Regions from separate parts of the Homo sapiens genome. Here region 2 is linked to region 1. A link is a loop called in an ENCODE intact Hi-C map of the cell type or tissue named here. Cell type or tissue: prostate gland. All regions are shown on one strand. Links, peaks and the distances in the headings refer to the core of each region. The heading gives the core; the rest is flanking DNA. Region 1 overlaps SPOCK3 (SPARC (osteonectin), cwcv and kazal like domains proteoglycan 3). Region 2 has its middle 390 kb from the start of SPOCK3.

Region 1 (2,931 bases), core at 151-2,650:
TTGCAGTGGAGTGCCTACATAAAAGAAATCTAAAATGTGTGCATTGTCTTACTGGTCAGGTAGGAGGTAGTATGAAAATAGATACAGCAGTTTGGAAATATGGAAACCCATGCATTCAGTAATAAAACATTTTGTAAAATAGCCATATAACTTTTAAGGCAGATGAAGTGCCTATTTGGCCTCTAGGGGAAATTTCTAGAATAGCATTTGCAGTTTCCAAAGAGGGTAACATGTCTTCAAAGTTTCTCTATTGCTTATAGATTGAATGCATGCCCTTAAAAATTCATGTTGAAACTTAATCTGCATTTTGGCATATTAAAAGATGGAGTCTTTGGAGCAGTTATTAAGTCATGGGGGTGCTGCCCTCATGAATGAACTAAGGCTCTTATGTAAAGGGCTTTTGGGTGTGAGTTCACTCTCACTCTTCTGCCATGTGAGAACAGTGTTCATACGTCCCTTGTGTTCTTCCACCTTCTGCCATATGGGGGCAGAGCAAGAGGACCCTTACCAGATGCCAGTGCCTTGATCTTGTATTTCCCAGCCTCTAGATCTGTGAGAAATATGTATGTGTTCTTTATAAATTGCCAAGCCTGTGGTATTTTGTTTTAGCAACACAAAGACACATGAAAGAAGCATCATTTTTTCCATGAAATAACCATATCCTTACTTCCCATTACAAAAAAAAGAAGCTCACCTCTAATAACCACTAATACAAGCAAAACAACAATCAAAACAGCATGTTTCAAAATTGTTGGGATAAAGTTGAAGAAGATGGGTGGAGTAAGTTAAGATGCATCAGTTTCTTAGGGCCAGAACTAAAAGGTGGAAAAAGTGAATTCCAAATTCTAATTGGAAATATACTGTTAGATTCATTAAAGTACTGACTTTTCCTGAGAATGAAATTGAAGAAGCACTTGTTAAGTTGGGTTACCTATTGAAACCGATTGATAAAATATTATTATGCTGTGTCACTCATTGAATAAAAATTATAAGAATACTGGACCTTGAAAAAACTTAATCTTAAAATAAAATGCTCAGACTTTTAAAAATCAAATGTTTCTTCCAAAGATATTTACTATTTACTATAGCAAAAACATAGAAAATATTAACACAAAGTGGCTCATTAAATGTCTATTTAAGTCATCTTATATAATTTGTAAATTTTATAAATCTTATACACTTCAGAAATTTGGATGATTTTCTTTATTGTTGTCATTTCTTGCGAGTTAGTCCTGAAGTAAAAAAATTGTAAGGTAAAATAGATCTATTAAAATCTTGTGATAGCCCACCCATCAGTCCTCTCACTGGAGATATATAAACAGTGATGTGTGACTGGCTCTTATTTCTTCCCAGTCAAGTTCTCAAAAGTGGGTGTCAAAAGTTCTTATCTGGGGACTGTGGTAACTTAGGCAAGGAAGGCTAAACAGGGGAATGACAGGGATCAAGAGAGTTCCCACATCCCTACCCCTCTCTCCGGTCGATTTCCCCAGATCAGATTGATAAAACTGGCACCAACTAACTTGAGGAAATTCCTAGAATTACAGCCACTGTCCTAGTAGGTTGCACAGGAGCCAGAACGACCCATATCTATACAAAAAAAAGGTCAAACGGCCACCACCAGGTGGCGCCAAACAGCAATCCAAATCAAGATAATTTCGGATGGCACAAATGAACCCACGGAGTTCTCAAACAACCAGACACACAGACATGTCCAGATTGTTTTTTAATCTCTCAGTAATAGAAAATGTACATTTTAACTAAAGGTTTTTGGACCCCAATTCTCCTTCGGTGGGTATTAAGCTTATATAATAACAATAATAATTGCAGTACCCTAATACTACCTCTATAACTTAGTAATTCTTTTACTTGTGAGAGAATAGAAGATAAACCCTGCAAAAGTTCTGGGATGTGTCACGTTGGTAAAGTTTCTAGGAACTCTGTTAGTTTGGAGCACAGTGTGATACCCGAACGTCATTTGGATGTGCTGTTCCCATCTAGTACTGAATAACTCATAAAACTGTGTGTCTAGGTTGGGCGTGGAGCAAACAAAAGACCTGCACCAGATCCAGATTGAGAAGCAAGCAGCCAGGCTATGCGAGCCTTATGATCCAAGACCCAGTAGGAGAATATAATATAAATCTCTAGGATATTCACATGAGACACATTCCTCTTTTGCCATCAACTGTTCTGCAACTGAAAAATATTATCCAGCTTGTCCCCAAAGCCTGACCGGAGTAAACCAAGAAACCAGGCAGCCCAATTTGCCCATTATAAACTGGGTGATTTCTAATGTGTAGGAACATACCATCATTAAATAAAATGTGTATATATAAGATCAAGGCCAAGAAGTTCTGGAGAAGACAAATACACTGAGTGAGTGACTCAGATGCCCATGGTGCTGAGCCATACTGTTGTACCACTTTTCCCTCAACCCACAGGTAGGGCCTCAGATGGTGAAAAAGATACAATTGAAAGTACAGCCCAAGTTTATGGATAGGTCAGAAATGAATTCCATTGCATTATGAACCTCTTCAGAGGTAACCCTGAAACATAGTGATAAAGGTAAATCCTATTAGAGTTTAGGGCAGCATATCCCATAATGTGCTGTATGTGGGAGGCAACATGACTTAAATTACAAATAGACCCTGAGTCATGGCCAGGGTTGATATGCTGGCCAGCTGGTTATGGACATGGGAAGAACAAGACTAAATGATTGGGACAAGAAGTCAGTGAGAGAGATATGTAGATGATCCTCCAGGAATACACTCAGAGGAAGCAGATTTTTTTGTTCCACATAAATGCCACTCAGAGAGAGCTCTTAAATCTTTTATAACAGTCAGCTCTTTTTCTAGTCCCCAAGGTCTTTCCTCCAGTCTTCCCAGTTTTTGCTCAAGAAATTCATGTACACAATGATTGTGGTGACATGTATAG
Region 2 (2,931 bases), core at 181-2,680, 600 kb after region 1:
GAATTCAAGATGAGATTTGGGTGGGGACACAGACAAACTGTATCACTAAGATACTACGTAAACTGTGTAATAATTCCTGAAACATAATATACACTCTCAGCAATTTATGAACTTTATATTTGGGAGATTTAAGTAATCTATGCAAAATGCTAAATTGTGTCCTTTCTCATGATGTTAATGAATTAGCATATTTGCCTTTTTTTTGAGTAAATTTTGAATGTATCATCACAAAAAAATTAGTGAGGTGATAGATATGTATTGATTGATTTACTCACTCCACTTATATATGGATAAACATCTAAACATCACATTGTACACCATAAACATATATAAGTATTCTTTGTCAATTAAAACAATATTAACATAAAAGATTTGCCTTTTAATTGTTTCTCCAAAACTTTTTCTAATTTTTTATTTTATTTTTCTTGGAGACAGAGTCTCACTTTGTCACCCAGGCTGGAGTACAGTGGCCTGATGAATCCCAGGTTCAAGTGATTTTCATGCCTCAGCTATCGGAGTAGCTGGGATTGCAGGCGTGCACCACTACCTCCCTCACCCCTCGGCTAACTTTTGTATTTTTAGTAGAGACTGGATTTCACCATGTTGGCCAGGCTTGTCTCAAACTCCTGAGCTCAAGTGATCCACCTGCCTCGGCTTCCCAAAGTGCTTGGATTACAGGCATGAGCCATGGTGCCCAGCCATTTTTTCTAATTTCAAATATTAAAACATACATATTATAGATATATATATAAGCACACACACATATATATATGCCAACTTCCCAGATAATTCTACTCATCCTTTATACTTTCTGCAAATATCGAATCTCTAATATTACCTCGTTTGTGCATTTTTACGGTGGTTTTTGCAATACTGCATGCTAACTAACAATGATTGACAAGCAAGCTACGTATCTGAAGTAGGTATTTTGCCATTTCCAGAATGTGAGGGTTCCCTTCTTTTCCAATATCACATTTACCAGTTTGTTAACCACTCAGGTGTTTATGCAGAGCACTATGCAGTTTTTCTTTTGGCTGGGTGTATCTCACTATCTCACTTGCCTCCGTGACTCATTCCACAGCACTGTAGTCCTGTTAATTCTTAAATTCTGTTCTATGTTTGTGGAGTCACACTGAATTTGCCAGAGGAATTTTGTTAAGGATGTTTCTATGGAGAGAAGAGTACCTCAGTTTCCTTCCCAGATGTGTACGGTATCTTTCAAAGGCCCTGACCGGGACTAGGATGCTAAGACGCTGACCAGGGAGCCGCTCTAGGCTGCCCTCTGGTGGGCAGACTGGAGCTAAGGACACTGAAAGAAGTCCAATCAGACTGAAATTGTATCACTTCAGCAAGCAGAGAAGAAAATTCAGGCATTCATGAGCTTACCATAGCCAGAGCCTGGTCTATAGATTTCGCTCAGCAAAGGTCCCAGGAAGCAGGCCTGAAAGCCACTGGAGGAGGGGGGCCGCACCTGAAATCTCATTTGCAGCTGTTACGGACCCTGTCATTCCCTTACCTGTCAATGGGCAGGTAAGAATAGGGAGTTTATTTGAATGAATTTCCAAGGCACTAGTAAGACAAAGAGATGATAAAAGTTTCCTTTAGAATACCTATAGTGATGACCAAAAAAATGCCTCACATCACCGTGAGCTGTAGAGGGGACAGAAAAAGATGTTACTACCGGAACATGAAACCCAGCATCAAAATTCAAGTGAAAATTTACTGCAGGAGAAATAGAGTGCTTACAAGTAAACAGAAGTCGTCATCAGTTGCCAGTTCAAATTCCAAAAAAACACCTACTGTCAAATATCTAGTATCCATGAAGTTAATGAAAACAGTGTGATTCATATGGCATGGACTTTTGGTACCAAATATTTGAAGTCTTTATTTTGGAACTGAGTGGAGAGTAAATTCCATCTGAGTGTACTTTACAGCAACACCACCAAGAGAATTCTGCATTCTTATCTAAACTTTGAGACATCAGAAAGTAGTAGATAAATTATATTTGAAAATAACTAACTGCTAACTGAATTTTTAACTTGCATTTTTACAACATGAATGTAAAAATGCAAGTTTAAAAATTATGTACCTGATACATATCTAGATGTAGATGAAAAAAATCTGGCCTAGTTTAATTGTTATTATAGCCACTATTTCTATGATCAACTGTTAACTACAAACTTTCACCTAATTTTCTTTTAAGAACATATATTATTTTTCATAGTTTATTTCCTAACATTCACATCAAAGAAGAGAAAACAATTATACATAGCATCAGGGAGTGATCAGATATAATTTGTTCAACAATGGGACCTGGCTACCTGCCTGTAGAAGAGCAGATGGAATTCTACAAATGACTTTCACTGTAGGGTCCCTTGACACACATTATGAGCCAAATAAATAGTGTGACACCCAATCCAATGAGTATCCCTGAACACTACTGATGTACACTTTTATGAGGATACAAATTGCACACTGATGAGCAATACCTGGTATGTGGAAACCTCGTTTAGACCACTGGCCACTTAGACACCTGTGTCCTGAAAGCACAAATTACCTTGTAACTGCTATTGGAAAAGCTACTGCCTACATTTTAAGTAGAATTGATTCACAAAAGTACAAAACAGTCTCATTTCAAGTTATCTATCTGTGTACAATTTAAGAAGTTTAAATCCTAAGTGTTTTAGGACAAAATCCTCATTTTTTTATTTTAGCAATTTTAAATGCACAGACCATGTACTTTGCTAACTGTAAATCTAGGTAGGCATTGAGACGACTATTCAGGGTATAGTTAGCACACAGTAGTTGATGACAAAACTAGATCTTCCTGTAGCTAGGACCTGATAAAAGTTTCAGGCTCTTGATTTTTGGAATTACCAGGAGAGGTTTACTAATAAAGAATTGTAGCTCTGGGTAATTGTTAGAGCCTGG

The links. Peaks named below come from ENCODE experiments on the same cell type or tissue, not always from the same donor. Only the 100,000 strongest peaks of a DNase experiment are listed, where the experiment ranks them.
Region 2: it touches region 1 in a loop (3-fold over the local background); 21 of 110 quality-filtered maps call a loop at or near these places.

Annotation. Positions count from the first base shown.
Region 1 is chr4:167,020,124-167,023,054 of GRCh38, forward strand. All of the region lies in intron 3 of SPOCK3 (SPARC (osteonectin), cwcv and kazal like domains proteoglycan 3), which reads right to left. Among named protein-coding and RNA genes, the nearest start is that of SPOCK3, 210 kb to the right of the region's middle. In prostate gland, for the core only: a CTCF peak has its summit at 1,633 (motif pointing right); DNase peaks (open chromatin) are centred at 1,618 and 2,018; H3K27ac peaks cover 415 bases.
Region 2 is chr4:167,621,625-167,624,555 of GRCh38, forward strand. No RefSeq gene overlaps it. Among named protein-coding and RNA genes, the nearest start is that of SPOCK3, 390 kb to the left of the region's middle. In prostate gland, for the core only: a CTCF peak has its summit at 1,298 (motif pointing left); a DNase peak (open chromatin) is centred at 1,257.